2 separate regions of the Homo sapiens genome follow, and region 1 is linked to region 2. Evidence: chromatin contacts called from ENCODE Hi-C or POLR2A ChIA-PET data. All regions are on one chromosome and are shown on one strand. Each heading gives the region's core, a stretch centred on a gene start or an enhancer-like site at or near the end of the contact. The rest is flanking DNA. Distances are from core to core; before and after follow the strand shown. Region 1 overlaps FRMD8 (FERM domain containing 8). Region 2 holds the start of ARL2-SNX15 (ARL2-SNX15 readthrough (NMD candidate)).

The links. Hi-C counts contacts between places; a loop is a spot of excess contacts on that map. ChIA-PET counts read pairs that join two places held with the same protein, here RNA polymerase II (POLR2A). Pooled maps may share reads with other maps.
Region 1: a loop to region 2 is called in a pooled map, with 4 times the contacts of the local background. The contact joins the enhancer-like site here to the promoter of ARL2-SNX15 in region 2. A Hi-C loop is called at or near these places in 4 of 50 pooled maps. POLR2A ChIA-PET finds 5 or more read pairs at or near these places in 3 of 52 experiments (H1, activated CD4-positive, alpha-beta T cell and common myeloid progenitor, CD34-positive).

Annotation. Positions count from the first base shown.
Region 1 is chr11:65,405,430-65,412,980 of GRCh38, forward strand. FRMD8 (FERM domain containing 8) reads left to right here. Exons shown (of 11, transcript NM_031904.5): 11 at 5,813-7,551. The coding sequence ends at 5,931. Among named protein-coding and RNA genes, the nearest start is that of NEAT1, 14 kb to the right of the region's middle. Within about 2 kb of position 2,286, at least 2 of the 41 ENCODE cell types and tissues checked have a DNase peak (open chromatin) inside an H3K27ac peak, as active enhancers do.
Region 2 is chr11:65,009,098-65,016,620 of GRCh38, forward strand. It overlaps ARL2-SNX15 (ARL2-SNX15 readthrough (NMD candidate)), which reads left to right and starts at 5,063. Exons shown (of 11, transcript NR_037650.2): 1 at 5,063-5,175. It overlaps ARL2 (ARF like GTPase 2), which reads left to right and starts at 5,063. Exons shown (of 5, transcript NM_001667.4): 1 at 5,063-5,175. The coding sequence starts at 5,111. RefSeq lists a silencer at 4,910-5,669.

The sequences.
Region 1 (7,551 bases), core at 1,036-3,535, 390 kb after region 2:
TGGCCAACATGGTGAAACCCTGTCTCTACTAAAAATACAAAAAAAGTAGCGAGGTGTATGGCAGGCGCCTGTAATCCCAGCTACTCGGGAGGCTGAGGCAGGAAAAACGCTTGAACCCAGCAGGCAGAGGTTGCAGTGAGCCGAGATTGCATCATTGCATTCCAGCCTGGGAGACAGAGCAAGACTCCGTCTCAAAAATAAATAAATAAATAAATAAAGCGTTGGGTAAATCACTGCTGTGACCACATCTTGGGGTGTTGAGTGCAGCTGGTAAAAATACAGTACCCAGGCCGGGTGCAGTGTCTCACACCTGTAATCCCAGTACTTTGGGAGACCAAGACAAAGAGGATCACTTGAGCCCAGGAGCTCAAGACCAGCCTGGACAACAGAGTGAGACCCTGTCTCTACAAAATATACTTAAACTTAGCTGAGCACGGTGGTATATGCCTGTAGTCTCACCTTCTTGGGAGGCTGATGAGGCAGGAGTATCTCTGAGCCCAGGAGTTGGAGGTTTGCAGTGAGCTACGATTGTACCACTGCACTCCAGCCTGGGTGACAACGATGAGACCCTATATATATATATTTTTTTTAATTAATTAATTAGTTAACTATTTTTGAGACGGAGTCTCACTCTGTCGCCCAGGCTGGAGTACAGTGGCATGATCTCGGCTCACTGCAACCTCCGCCTCCCCAGTTCTAGTGATTCTCCTGCCTCAACCTCCCGAGTAGCTGGGACTACAGGTGTGTGCCACCACACCCGGCTAATTTTTTTTTTTTTTTTTGAGACAGAGTCTCACTCTGTCGCCCAGGCTGGAGTGCAGTGGGCGCGATCTTGGCTCACTGCAAGCTCCACCTCCTGGGTTCACGCCATTCTCCTGCCTCAGCCTCCTAAGTAGCTGGAACTACAGGCGCCCACCACCACGCCCGGCTACTTTTTTGTATTTGTAGTAGAGACGGGGTTTCACCGTGTTAGCCAGGATGGTCTCGATCTCCTGACCTTGTGGTCCATCCGCCTTGGCCTCCCAAAGTGCTGGGATTACAGGTGTGAGCCACTGCACCCGGCCCTAATTTTTTGTTTTTAGTAGAGATGGGGTTTCACCGTGTTAGCCAGGATGGTCTCAATTTCCTGTCCTCGTGATCCACCTGCCTTGGCCTCCCAAAGTGCTGGGATTACAGGCGTGAAACATCACACCAAGCCCGAGACCCTGTTTTTAAAAAGGAATACCCTGGCCGGGCGCAGTGGCTCACGCCTGTAATCCTAGCACATTGGGAGACCAAGGCGGGTGGATCACCTGAGGTCGGGAGTTCGAGACCAGTCTGACCAACATGGAGAAAACTCTTCTCTACTAAAAATACAAAATTAGCTGGATGTGGTGGTGGTCGCCTGTAGTCCCAGCTACTTGGGAGGCTGAAAGCAGGAGAATCGCTTGTACCCAGGAGGTGGAGGTTGCAGTGAGCCAAAATCACGCCACTGCACTCCAGCCTGGGCAACAAGAACGAAACTCCGTCTCAAATAAATAAATAAATAAATAAATAATAAAAAGGAATACCCTAAATGCATCTTGTGTCAGATCCTGGAAGAGAGGACATTTGTGGAAAAACTATTGAAGTCCAAAAGAATTTTAGTTAACAGATACTGTGTCAGTGTTCATTCCTTAGCTCTGATGTGGTGACAGAACATGCTGTCATCGGGAGAAGTTGTGGCGGTATTCTGGAACTCTCTACACCTTTACAGCTTTCCTAGAAATCTAGAATTATTCCATGATAAAAAGTTTTTTAATGCAGTAACAAAGATCTACATTTATTTATTTATTTATTTATTTATTTATTTATTTATTTAGAGACAGAGTCTCGCTCTGTCACCCAGGCTGGAGTGCAATGGTGTGATCTTGGCTCACTGCAACCTCCGCACCCTGGGTTCAAGCGATTCTCCTGCCTCAGCCTCCCTAGTAGCTGGGATTACAGGGGTGAGCTACCACGCCCAACTAAGTTTTGTATATTTAGTAGAGACGGGGTTTCGCCATGTTGGCCAGGCTGGTCTCAAACTCCTGACCTCAAGTGATCTGCTCACCTTGGACTACCAAAGTGCTGGGATTACAGTGTGAGCCACCGCACCCGGCCAGAGATCTACATTTTACATGGCAAGATGTTCACAAAATAATATTCAGTAAAAAGAAATGGCCAGGCGTGGTGGCTCACGCCTGTAATCCCAGCACTTTGGGAGGCCAAGGTGGGCAGATCACGAGGTCAGGAGATCGAGACCATCCTGGCTAACAGGTGAAACCCTGTCTCTACTAAAAATACAAAAAGAAAAAAAATTAGCCAGACGTGGTGGTGGGTGCCTGTAGTCCCAGCTACTCGGGAGAATGGCGTGAACCTGGGAGGCGGAGCTTGCAGTGAGCGGAGATCGCGCCACTGCACTCCAGCCTGGGCGACAGAGCGAGACTCTGTCTCAAAAAAAAAAAAAAAAGGAAATGAGTAACAGGACAGCATGTGTGCAGCCATGCGCATGAGGAGGGCGGGCCCAGCTGTGGCCGTCAGCGGCTGTAGCTTTGACTTTTTCTTTGTACTTCTTGGAGCACGTAAATCTGTTACAATGAACATGTCATTTTTATAGTCTTGTAATTTTTAGAATAATTGTTTTTTCTTTTTTTTTTTTTTGGAGACGGAGTTTCACTCTTGTTGCCCAGGCTGGAGTGAAATGGTGCGATATCGGCTCACCGCAACCTCCACCTCCCGGGTTCAAGCGATTCTCCTGCCTCAGGCTCCCAAGTATCTGGGATTACAGGCTTGCACCACCACGCCCAGCTAATTTTGTATTTTTAGTAGAGACGGAGTTTCTCCATGTTGGTCAGGCTGGTCTCCAACTCCCGACCTCAGGTGATCCGCCCGCCTTGGCCTCCCAAAGTGCTGGGATTACAGTCGTGAGCCACCGCGCCCAGCCCTAGAATAAGTTTTATAATCAGAAAAAGCAAACTTTTTCTACAATGTAATTTGGACCACTGTGTGGCATTCCTTGGCATGGTTTTAGCACGCTCATTTTGACCCAGTCCTCTGCTTGTGGGCATTACAGTTTTCAGCGTTCAGCTCTTCTAAACAGCACACCTACAGGAAAGTCCTTCCTTAGAATCTGAAATGTTTCCTCAGGATACTTTCCTAGAAATGGCCTTGCTAATGTAAAAGTGTGCAGATTTTTTTTTTTAAATAGGATTTCACTCTAGTGCCTAGACTGGAGTGCAATGGCCTAGTCAAGGCTCACTGCAGCCTCAACCTCCCGTGCTCAAGCAGTCCTTCTGCAGTCTCCTGAGTAGGTGGGACTAAGGTCATGAGCCACCACTCCTGGCTAATTTTTAAATTCTTTGTCAAGGCAGCGTCTCACTATGTTGCCCAGGCTGGTCTCAAAACTCCTGGGATCAAATGATCCTCCCACCTCAGCCTCCCAAAGTGCTGGGATTACAGATGTGAGCACCGTGCCTGGCCGATATGCTGATTTTGAAGAGGCTTTTCATACCTGCCACCTTCCAGAGAAGTTGTGCCCAGGTGTACCCTCCCCAGCAGAGAAGATGGTGTCTGCCTCCCATGCCCTCACCCACAATGGGTGTAATCATTCCGAGCCAAAGGGAACTTGTCTGGGCTGGTGTTTGAACACAATGAGATTGGAAATTTTTTTTTTTTTGAGACAGTCTTGCTCTGTTGCCCAGGCTGGAGTGCAATGGCATGATCTCAGCTCACTGCAACCTCTGCCTCCCGGGTTCAAGTGATTCTCCCTGCCTCAGCCTCGCAAGTAGCTGGGATTGCAGGCGCCCACCACCATGCCCGATCAATTTTTGTATCTTTAGTAGAGACAGGGTTTCGCCATGTTGGCCAGGCTGGTCTCGAACTCCTGACCTCAGGTGATCTGTCCGCCTCAGCCTCCTGAAGTGCTAGGATTACAGGAATAAGCCACCGTGCCCGGCCGATTGCAAATTTTTACGTGCTTGATCATATTTAGATTTCCTTCCTGAATTACTGATGATTTCTTTTGCTCATTTTTCTTCTGTTGCTTGACTTTTTAAAATTAACAATCTGGCCAGGTGAGATGGCTGTAATCCCAACACTTTGGGAGGCCGAGGCAGGCAGATTGCTTGAGTCCAGGAGTCCAAGACCAGCCTGCGCAACATAGCAAGACCGCATCTCTATTTAAAAGATTAGCAGGGCATGGTGGCTCACGCCTGAAGTCCCAGCTAGTTGGGAGGCTGAGATGGGAGGATCACCTGAGCCCAGAGGGTTACGGCTTCAGTGAGTTAGGATCACAACACTGCAGTCCAGCCTGGGTGACAGAGTGAGACCCTGTCGCAAAAAAAAAAAAAGAAAAAGAAAAATTTATTAACGTCTTGGCTAGGCTCACACCTGTAATCTCAGTACTTTGGGAGACAGAGGCAGGAGGCTCACCTGAGGCCAGGAGTTCGAGATCAGCCTGGGCAATCGAGCAAGACCCTGTCTCTACACAAACTAAAAAAACCTTAGCCATGGCTCACACCTGTAGTCCCAGCTATTGGGGATGCTGAAGTGGGAGGATCACCTAGGCTTAGGAGGTAAGGCTGCAGTGAGCCGTGATTGTAACACTGCACTCCAGCCTGAGCAACACAGCTTGTCTCAAAAAAAAAACCACAAAGGCGGGACATGGTGGCTCACACCTGTAATCCCAGCACTTTGGGAGGTCAAGGCAGGTGGATCACGAAGTCAGGAGTTTGAGACTAGCCTGGCCAACGTGGTGAAACCTGTCTCTACCAAAAATACAAAAATTAGCCAGGCACAGTGGCCCACGCCTGTAATCCCAGCACTTTTGGAGGCCAAGATGGGTGGATCATGAGGTCAAGAGATCGAGACCATCCTGGCCAGCATGGTGAAACCCCGTCTCTACTAAAAATACAAAAATTAGTGTGCGTGGTGGCGCACACCTGTAGTCCCAGCTACTCAGGAGGCTGAGGCAGGAGAATTGCTTGAACCCAGGAGGTGGAGGTTGCAGTGAGCCAAGATCGTGCCATTGCACTGCGGCCTGGGTGACAGAGCAAGACTCCATCTCAAAACAAAACAAAAGGCCGGGCGCAGTGGCTCACGCCTGTAATCCCAGCACTTTGGGAGGCCGAGGCAGGCAGATCACGAGGTCAGGAGATCGAGACCATCTTGGCTAACACGGTGAAACCCCGTCTCTACTAAAAATACAAAAAATTAGCTGGGCGCCGTGGCGGGCGCCTGTAGTCCCAGCTTCTCAGGAGGCTGAGGTAGGAGAATGGTGTGAACCTGGGAGGCAGAGCTTGCAGTGAGCCGAGATAGTGCCACTGCACTCCAGCCTGGGCGACAGAGCGAGACTCCGTCTCAAAACAAACAAAAAAAAACAAACCCAAAAAAAACCAAAAACTAACATCTTACAGCAATATGGTACTTTTGTTTTAATTAATGACCCGGTATTGCCATTATTAGCCAAAGTGCCTACCTTAGTCAGATTTCCATAGTGTTTTCCAGACATCCCTCTGTGCCAGGATCCCACCAGGACCCCACACTGCATTTAGTTGTCACGTCTCCCCAGGCTTCTCTTGGCTATGAAGGACCCTCCTTGTCTGTGATGACCTTAGGTCGGCAGTGTTAGGGAGCGCTGCTTGGGGTATACTGTAGCATGCTGAGCGGGGCTGAGGCTCGGATGAGGGGAGCTCAGTCTGACCAGGCTCTGGAAGGAGCCGTCGCGCTGGAGCCAGAACCTGGCTTCCTGGGCCTGAGCCCCCTCACACAGGGACAGCGCCTCTGCTCAGTGTGCCCTCCCATTCCCTCGCAGGCAAGGGGATCAGGCGAGTGAAGCCGAAGCGCACCACATCCTTCTTCAGCCGGCAGCTGTCCTTGGGCCAGGGGAGCTACACCGTGGTGCAGCCCGGCGACAGCCTGGAGCAGGGCTGAGGACGCTGCACCCGGCAGGAGGAGGGCGACTGGGGGCCCTGGCCCGGCACTGTCCTCCTGAGGGGCAGGCGCCGGCTGCAACAGTCTCATGGGTCACCACGTGGGGAGGGCTGCCTCAGCAGGTTTCTCAGACCACGGAGAAGTGACTTTTGGGCCCGGGGCCATGCCCGGGCTGTGCAAAGCTGGCCAGGGCCTCCTGTAGGGCTCCTCTGCAGCCTGCCCTCCCTTCCCCCGGATGCTGGGCCCTGCTGCTCTCTCAGGACCATCCGATCAAGCTGCAGCTGCCACCCTCACCTAGAAACATGCCTTTGTGCCCACCTCAAGATGGGCAGTGTCCCTGTTCTGAAGTGCCCAGTGGCAGCTCCAGTGGTAGAGGACCAAGGATTGAGGTTTGGGACCTGAAGCTCCAGTGTGTGCCTTTGGCCTCTTCCCTGGACTTGGGTGACCAGTCTCCGTCTTCCTCCTGCTAGTGCTCCACCCCCCGGACTTGGATGACCAGTTTCCCACCTTCCTCCTGCTGGTGCTCCATCCCCCAATACCAGGCTGGGCCACCACTCTGAGGAGGGTAGGAGGGGCCTCCCTGGATTGAACCGGGACAGAAACACGGTGAGGGCCCCCACCACACCTCCCTGGTTGAATCAGGAATGGAGGGAGCCAGGCAGGGCCCTACCTGGGGTCCTGTGCCCCTCGTTCTGGTCTCCTTTGCAGGCACGAGATACCAGAAAGAGCATGCCTTTCTGATAGCCTTTGGTGATGTCACTGCTGGGAGGTGGCTATCCTGTGGACCACCTGGCCTCCAGACCCACACTCACAGTCTGTGAAAAACTGAAAATCCCCTGGTGGGCACTCCCTGGAGCCCAAGCAGCTCCCCTAGGGGACTGACCGGACCTGACCTCCCCTCCCTGTGTCTGGGTCTTCAGGTTTTAGTTTGGTCTTTGTTCATCTGAGTTGTGCTGGGGCAACGCCAGGAAGTGCCCTGGGTACCTCTGCTGTGCGCTCCTTCCCAGGTGGCGCCATGGATTCCTCTGGGGGCTGGCGCATGCCCAGGAAAGCCTGGGCCACACGGGACACTCTCTTCTTTATCGAGGACACTTGGAAAGGTGACTGATATGGGTGCTTGGCTTCTCTGGTCCCAGCTTGCCCTCCGGGGAGCAGGGGCTCTGTCTTGTCCCAGATGAGCTGAGAGCCCCTGAGAGGAGGGCTTTCCCAGCCCTGGGACCCTCCGAGGTGGGTGTGCGGGTCTCACAGGTGCTTCCTGGGACTTCCTGTGGCTGCACAGGGCTTGGCTTTGTCTTCGTTCCCGGTGGAAAACCGTGGGAGAGGAAGCTTGGGCCTCTACTCCAAGTATCAGAGCCTGTTCACCCTCCTCCCTTTGGTAGCTTGTGAATGTGCCAGGTGTTTCGAGGTAGGCTTGCCTTCTGGCAGCATGGACTTTGTTAAAATAATAGGCGGAAAGAAGAGGCCTGGGAAGGGCCCCCAGTCTTTTGGAATGTCCTGGTCACAGGGTCATGTCAGCTGCCAGTTCTCGTCTCCCGTCCTGGAGTTGCTCGGTCTTGCGGAGCTGCCCGCCTGCCTGTTCTGGCGGCTCCAGCGCAGGCTGTCCCTGCTGCTTTGATTCCA
Region 2 (7,523 bases), core at 3,813-6,312:
GGGTATACTCCTTGCTAATGCTTAATGGCCAGCAGTTCTAATTTAAGCAGAGTCTTCTCCCCTGGCCTTTTTTCCTTCTGGTTCCAGAATATAGAATTCTGTTACTTTTCTTATTATTATAAAGGTAATCCATGAAATATAATGGCTGATTAAAATGATTTACTTTTTAAAATTAAAACTATAATGCCAAATTTTCAGGCCCGGCACAGTGGGTCATGCCTGTAATCCCAGTACTTTGGGAGGTCAAGATGGGAGGATTGCTTGGGGCCCAGAGTTTGAGATCAGTCTGGGCAACACGGCAAAACCCAGTCTCTACAAAAAATACAAAAATTAGCTGCGTGTGGTGGCACAGAACTTTAGTCCCAGCTACTCAGATGGCTGAGATGGGAGGATCACCTGAGCCCAGGGAAATCAAGGCTGCAGTGAGCCGTGATTGTGCCACTTCACTTCAGCCTGGGTGATAGAGTGAGAACCTGTCTCAAAAATAATAATAATAATAATAATAATAATAATAATAATGTGAGACCCTGTCTTAAAAATAATAATAATGCCAAATTTTTCTTTCTAGACGTTGGGTAAACATGCCTTGTTAAAAGGCTGTAGATCTCTATCCTCAAGTTACAAGCCACTTACTCGGCCCTAAGAAGTTTCCCCTTCAAAAGCAGGTTTCACAGATGTCACGATTTGGGTATTTTAATTTCACGATTCTTTCTTGTGAAAAAAAAATATATATATATATTCATATTCACAATTATATATAACTACAGCTCTATACATCTTCTTTCCTAGTTTTCTTCCAAAGGTATTTCCCAAAGATTTTATTTAAGAGTGCTCTTCTGCTCCTCTGCTTGAAAGTAAAAAAAAAAGAAAGAAAAAAAGCCAGGTGCATTGGCTCTTGCCTGTAATCTCAGCACTTTGGGAGGCCGAGGTGGATGACTTGAGGTCAGGAGTTTGAGACCAGCCTGACAAACATGGTGAAACCCCGTCTCTACTAAAAATACACAATTAGCCAGGTGTGGTGGTGCACACCTGTAATCCCAGTTACTTGGGAGGCTGAGGCAGGAGAATCGCTTGAACCTGGGAGATGGAGGTTGCAGTGAGCCGAGATTTTGCCATTGCACTCCAACCTGGGCAACAAGAGCAAAACTTCGTCTCAAAAAAAAAAAAAAGAAAAAAAAAGAGCTCTCCTCCTTTCCATGAGGCAAATGAAAACACAGCTCGTAATGAGGCCCCTTACTTGTCTTTAAATGCCTCTCCACCCAATTTCTAGCTACAGTCAGTTCTTCAAAAGTTAAACACAGGCCAAGTGGGGTGGCTCATGCCTGTAATCCCAGCACTTTGGAAGTCTGAGGTGAGAGGATCACCTAAGCACAGGAGTTCAAGACCAGCCCGGGTAACACAGCGAGACCCTCGTCTCTACAAAAAATTTAAAAAATTAGCCGGGCTTGATGGCATGCACCTGTAGTCCCAGCTACTCAGGAGACTGACGTGGGAGGACTGCTTGAGGCTGCAGTGAGCCATGATTGTGCCACTGCACTCCAGCCTGGGTGACAGAGTGAGACCCTGTCTCTAAAATATGTTTAAAAAGTTAAACATAGTTGGCCGGGCGCGGTGGCTCACGCCTGTAATCCCAGCACTTTGGGAGTCCAAGGCTGGCGGATCACGAGGTCAGGAGATCGAGACCATCCTGGCTAACGCGGTGAAACCCCGTCTCTACTAAAAATACAAAAACTTAGCCAGGCATAGTGGCGGGCATCTTTAGTCCCAGCTACTCGGGAGGCTGAGGCAGGAGAATGGTGTGAACCCGGGAGGCGGAGCTTGCAGTGAGCTGAGATTGCGCCACTGCACCCCAGCCTGGGCGACAGAGCAAGACTCTGTCTCAAAAAAAAAAAAAAAAAAGCTAAACATAGTTACTTCCTGAACTCCCCCTTTTTCACAGAGCTTGGATGTTGTTTATTTTTATTTTTTTAATTTATATTCACTGAAATTCTACCATGTGGCCCCTGGGAACAACAGCATGGACAGGCAAGACTTTAAGCCAGACATTTGAACAAGTTCTTTCAATGCTACTGGTAGGAAATAAAACAATCCGAGGCTGGGTGCGGTGGCTCACACCTGTAATCCCAGCCCTTTGGGAGGCTGAGGAAGGCAAATCTCTTGAGGCCAGGAGTTTGTGACCAGCTGGCCAACATGGTGAAACCCTGTCTTTACTGAAAATATAAAAATTAGCCGCGCATGGTGGCTCATGCCTGTAATCCCAGCTACTCAGGAGGCTGAGGCAGGAGAATAGCTTGAACCTGGGAGGCAGAGGTTGCAGTGAGCCAGGATTGTGCCACTGCACTCCATCCTGGGTGACAGAGCCAGACTCTGTCTCAAAGAAAAAAAGAAAATATAGACACACCCAAGGTAATAATTTTATGTTCTCCCAAACTTCATTGCCCTGATTTTCAAACTTTTGTGACTGTGATTCACAGTGAGAAGTACACATATCTGTATAAATATCTAAAACAAATGTTTCACCAAACGCTACTTAGCTTTACTACGTGGGTAAAGGTAGTAATGTTTTCAGTTCTGTTCATTCTATTTCATTTTTGTTAATGCTACTAGGTTGAACCATTTGAAATACATCTGTGTATCAAAACTGTCAAATATGGGCAATTTCATACAGTTCAACCTATTTGTGACACTAATTTTACAATCCACTTCCTTAATGGAATGCATCTCATAGATTAAAAAACATTGCTAAGTGGGCATATTTCCAGTTAATATTATTTTTAAAACTAAAAGAGGACTGAATTTTTGTTTTTGTTTTTCATTTAATATGGCGCGGACATCTTTCCACACTGGTATCTTACAGCTCCACCTCACTGTTTTCTGTTTCTTTGAGACGGTCTAACTCTGTCATGAAAGCTAGAGTGCAGTGGCATGATCACGGCTCACTGCAGCCTTATCCTCCCTGGTTCCCACCTTGGCCTCCTAGGTAGCTGGAACTACCGATGTGCACCACTACACCTAATTTTTTTTTTTTTTTTTGAGACAGACAATTTCGCCCAGGCTGGAGTGCAGTGGCACAATTTCAGCTCACTGCAACCTTCGCCTCCTGGGTTGAAGTGAGCATGTCTGGCTAATTTTTGTATTTTTTATAGAGATGGGAGTCTCCCTAAGTTGGCCAGGCTGGTCTTGAACTCCTGGGCTCAAGCAATCCACTCACCTCTGCCTTCCAAAGTGCTGGGATTAGACATGAGCCACTGCGCCTGGCCCACTTCACTGTTTTAAGGGCTTCATGAATTCACATGCACCTACCCCGGCTCAGGTAACCTGCCCTCACTGGAGGCACTTAGGTTTTTTCCAATTTCTTGCTGTTCCAAACCATGCCACAGTGAACTTCGTTGTTCCTGTGCAGTGCCAGAATGTCTGTGGTGCAGGCTCCTAGAAGCAGGATGGCAGGCTCCTACCTCTAGACATTTCTTTTTTTTTTTTTTTTTTTTTTTTGAGACGGAGTCTCACTCTGTCACCCAGTCTGGAGTGCAGTGGCACAATCTCGGCTCACTGCAACCTCCGTCTCCTGGGTTCAAGCAATTCTCTGCCTCAGCCTCCCGAATAGCTGGGATTACAGGTGCCGCCACCACGCCCAGCTAATTTTTTGTATTCTTAGTAGAGACGGGGTTTCACCATGTTGGCCAGGCTGGTCTTGAACTCCTGACCTCGTGATCCACCTGCCTCGGCCTCCCAAAGTGCTGGGTTTACAGGCGTGAGCCATGGCGCCCGGCCAGCATTTCCCATTTTGATCTTAGCTGCATTTCGAAGCCTCTGGGTAGGCGATATGCTCACTTTCTTCCTTGTGTGTGTGTGATGGAGGGTAAATGGTGCTGACCGAAGGGTCCCACTCAGGCAGCCTATCTGTTCAGCCCTCCTCTGACCACAAGCCCCTTTCTGCAAGATGGGAAGCTCCAGCTTCTTCCAGACCTCTCTCTAGGCAAACTTCATGGAGGCATGAAGACATTGTGCTTTACCATTTACTAGACCTGAGTTTGAATCTCACCCATGCTCCTTAAACACTCTGGATTCCATTATCATAGCTACGAAAAGAATATAAACCTCTCAGGGTTGCAGGGAGGATGAAGCTGAACACGTGAAGTGCGTTGCAAACAGTTACACAGGAGTTAGCTATTGTCCTCAGCTGGTGCTGACAGCTCTTTCCCAAGCATGAGAGAGGCTCTTCCGTGCTGCCTATCCACACTTACCTGCAGCAATAAGGCTGTCTCCTGAGTTTACAAAAGGGCTTGGTCCTTGACCTATTTCCTCACTTCTTCTGGACTTCTTGAGCGCTAAAGTAAAGAATGAAACTCTTGGACAAAGCCATTCATTCAACAACAAATATTTATTGAGCACCTACTACATGCCAGCCACTGTGCTAAGCACCATCTGGGCCTCAGTTTTTCCATCTGCAAAAGTAGGAACTGTGCTTCTGAACAGGGAAACGCTGGGCCTCTGGGTGGGGGCAGCCTTTGGGGCGGGACTGCAATTCCGTCATTGGAACCCAGGGACGCCCCGCATGTTTCCGAACGGCCTCCAGGGGGCACCGCCGCCCTGAACTGAGAGCCACCGGAGCCGGGTAGGGGGAGGCCCAACTTTCCGCTCTGTCAGAGGATGATGCCGAGGGCCCAGATGAGCAGGATTTGGACTGTGTTGCTGGGAACGGGGGCCTACACTGGCCCCAGGATGAGTTCGTCCGTACCTGGGGGCCCTGGGTTCTGACTCTCAGGTCAGACGCAGCCAAGATGCAACTCAGGAACTTCAAGGTTTCCGCTCCGGCCAAGAGCCCCAGTCCGGCAGGGGAAAGGGTGGGGGAGTCGCCCTTGCTCCCCCAGCCTCAGCCCTCGGGAGGCGCAGCGTCAGGGCGGGCGGCAGCACAGAAACCCCCCGCGCCGCTAGAGGGACCCTCGCAGCAGCTGCGCGGGCGACCTCGCGGTCACGTGCGGCAAGGGCGGGACCAAACGAGCGTCCGGCCAATCGACTATGCCGTCGGCGAGCGTGATAGCCAACAGGAACCGGGAGCGGGGTCCCGGGACTGGGAAGAAACGGCGGCCGGGAGGGGGCTCCGGGGACCATGGGGCTCCTGACCATTCTGAAGAAGATGAAGCAGAAAGAGCGGGAGCTGCGACTGCTCATGCTGTATCCTACCGGACGCCGGAACCGCGAGGGTGGCGGGGTCCAGCCGGGCAGGCGGTGCCGGGCGCCCCCTGTCGGGAGCGGAACGCGGCGGCCGGCGCGTCCCAACTGCCCCTGGCGTCACCACGCGGGCCCCATCAATCGCCCCGTCGGGCCGGGAGGAGCCGCACCCCAGGACTGGGGCAGGGGCCAGCTCCGAGGGCCGCAGAAGCGGTCCTGCAGGCGCAGCGGCGGGGCTAGGCGGCCCGAGTGTCAGGGGTGGTGGGTCCCGGAGATAACTCGGACGCCACCACCCGGCGGCCTGGCCCAAGCGTGGGGCCGCTGCCCTCCCGGCTCTGATCTCCTCCCCCGGGCCCGAGGGTTCCAGGCCCCGGCCCCGCCCTCGAGCTCCGAATCCCGGGGGCGTGCGGGGTGGCGGGTGGCGCGTGTGGGCTCCGCGGATCCTTTCGAGCGTGGATCCAACAGTCCGTCTCTTTGGTGTTACGCGGCCCGTGGTTGTCCCTGCGGCTGAGGATGTGTGTGTGTGGGCCCGAGTGTCCCGTGCGCCCTGTGCGCCTTCTGAGTCCAGTTAGGCGCCCGCACCTGTTCCCCCAGCTCTGTGCCAGGCTCCGCGGGGGAATGGCTGGGGAGATAAGACGCTTACGTGCACATATAACTTAATAATCACATCATGACTGTTTTGTTTTTTGAGACAGGGTCTTGCTCTGTTGCCCTGGCTGGAGTGCAGTGGCACAATCAAGGCTCACCGCAGCCTCCAGCTTCTAGGCTTAAGTGATCCTCCTGCCTCAGCCTCCCAAAACTCTGGGAATATAGGCATGAGCCACGGAGTCCGGCCCATGTCTGTTTTATTTTGTTTTGTTTGAGACGGAGTTTCGCTCTTGTTGCCCAGGCTGGAGTGCAGTGGCACAATCTCAGCTCGCTGCAACCTCCGCCCCCCGAGTTCAAGCAATTCTCCTGCCTCAGCCTCCCAAGTAGCTGGGATTACAGGTGCCCGCCACCACGCCCGGCTATTTTTTTAAATATTGTTAGTAGAGACGGGGTTTCACCTTGTTGGTCAGGCTGTTCTCGAATTCCTGACCTCAAGTGATCCACCCGCCTTGGCCTCCCAAACTGTTGGGATTATGGGCGTGAGCCACTGCGCCGGGCCGCATGTCTGCTTTAAAGAGCTCTAAGAAAAGCATACAGTTCACTCATTTGATAAATATTGAGTGCCTAATATGTGCTAGACACTGTCCTAGTGCCCAGGGTAATAAAACTAAAAAATCTTACCTTCATGGAAATTCTGTAATGCGTGTGTGTGTGTGTGGCGGGGGGGTTGCCCGCGGGTAGAAAGATGATAACACAGGAAGTAAGTAAAATATGTAATAGAGGCTGGGTGCGGTGGCACACACCTGTAACCCTAGCACTTTGGGAGGCTGAGGTGGGAGGTTCGCTTGAGCCCAGGTGTTTGAGACCAGCCTGGGCAACATAGTGAGACTCTGTCTCTATTTATACATATATATATTCTCCATACATACTATATATATATGGGCCATGCTTTGGACCATGCTTCTGGGGAACAGGGCCTTATACTGCTCCAGGATGAACTCCCACTACGTATATAGGTATGGAGAATAATGCAATTTAGGGTGGTCAAAGAAGGCCACTGTATGATGGCAGGGCGCAGTGGCTCATGCCTGTAATCCCAGCACTTTGAAAGGCCGGGGCGGATGGATCGCCTGATGTCAGGAGTTTTGAGACCAGTCTGGCCAACATGGTGAAATCCCGTCTCTACTGAAAATACAAAAATTAGCTGGATGTGGTGGTGGACACCTTTAATCCCAGCTACCTGGGAGGCTGAGGCAAGAGAATTGCCAGAACCCGGGAGGCGGAGACTGCAGTGAGCTGAGATCACGCCATTGCAGTCCAGCCTGGGTGACAAGAGCGAAACTCTGTTAAAAAAAAAAAAAATGACAATTGAGTACATGAGGGAGGCGAGGGTTGAACCATATAGCAATTCGGGGGGGGGGGAAACTTTAAAGCAAAGGGAACAGCAAGTCAGAGGCCCTGGGAGGACTAACTGGCGTGTTCAGAGGACTGGTGAGGAGGGCAGTATGGCTGGAGTGGGGAGGAGGAGCGTTGACTGGGAACCCCCTCACCTAGGGCCTTTTGGTTTTTGGTTTTCCCTTTCAGTGAGAAGTGCAGTGGAGAGAAGGAATCGCAGACCAGTTAGGCCACTGCAGTGACGCAGGCGAGATAGGATGGTGGCTTGGACCAGGATGGAAGTAGTGAGGTCATGGAAGTTTCTGGCCTGAGCAATTAGAAGGGTGAGGAACCATTTGCTGAGATGGAGAGGACTGGGGGAGGAGCAG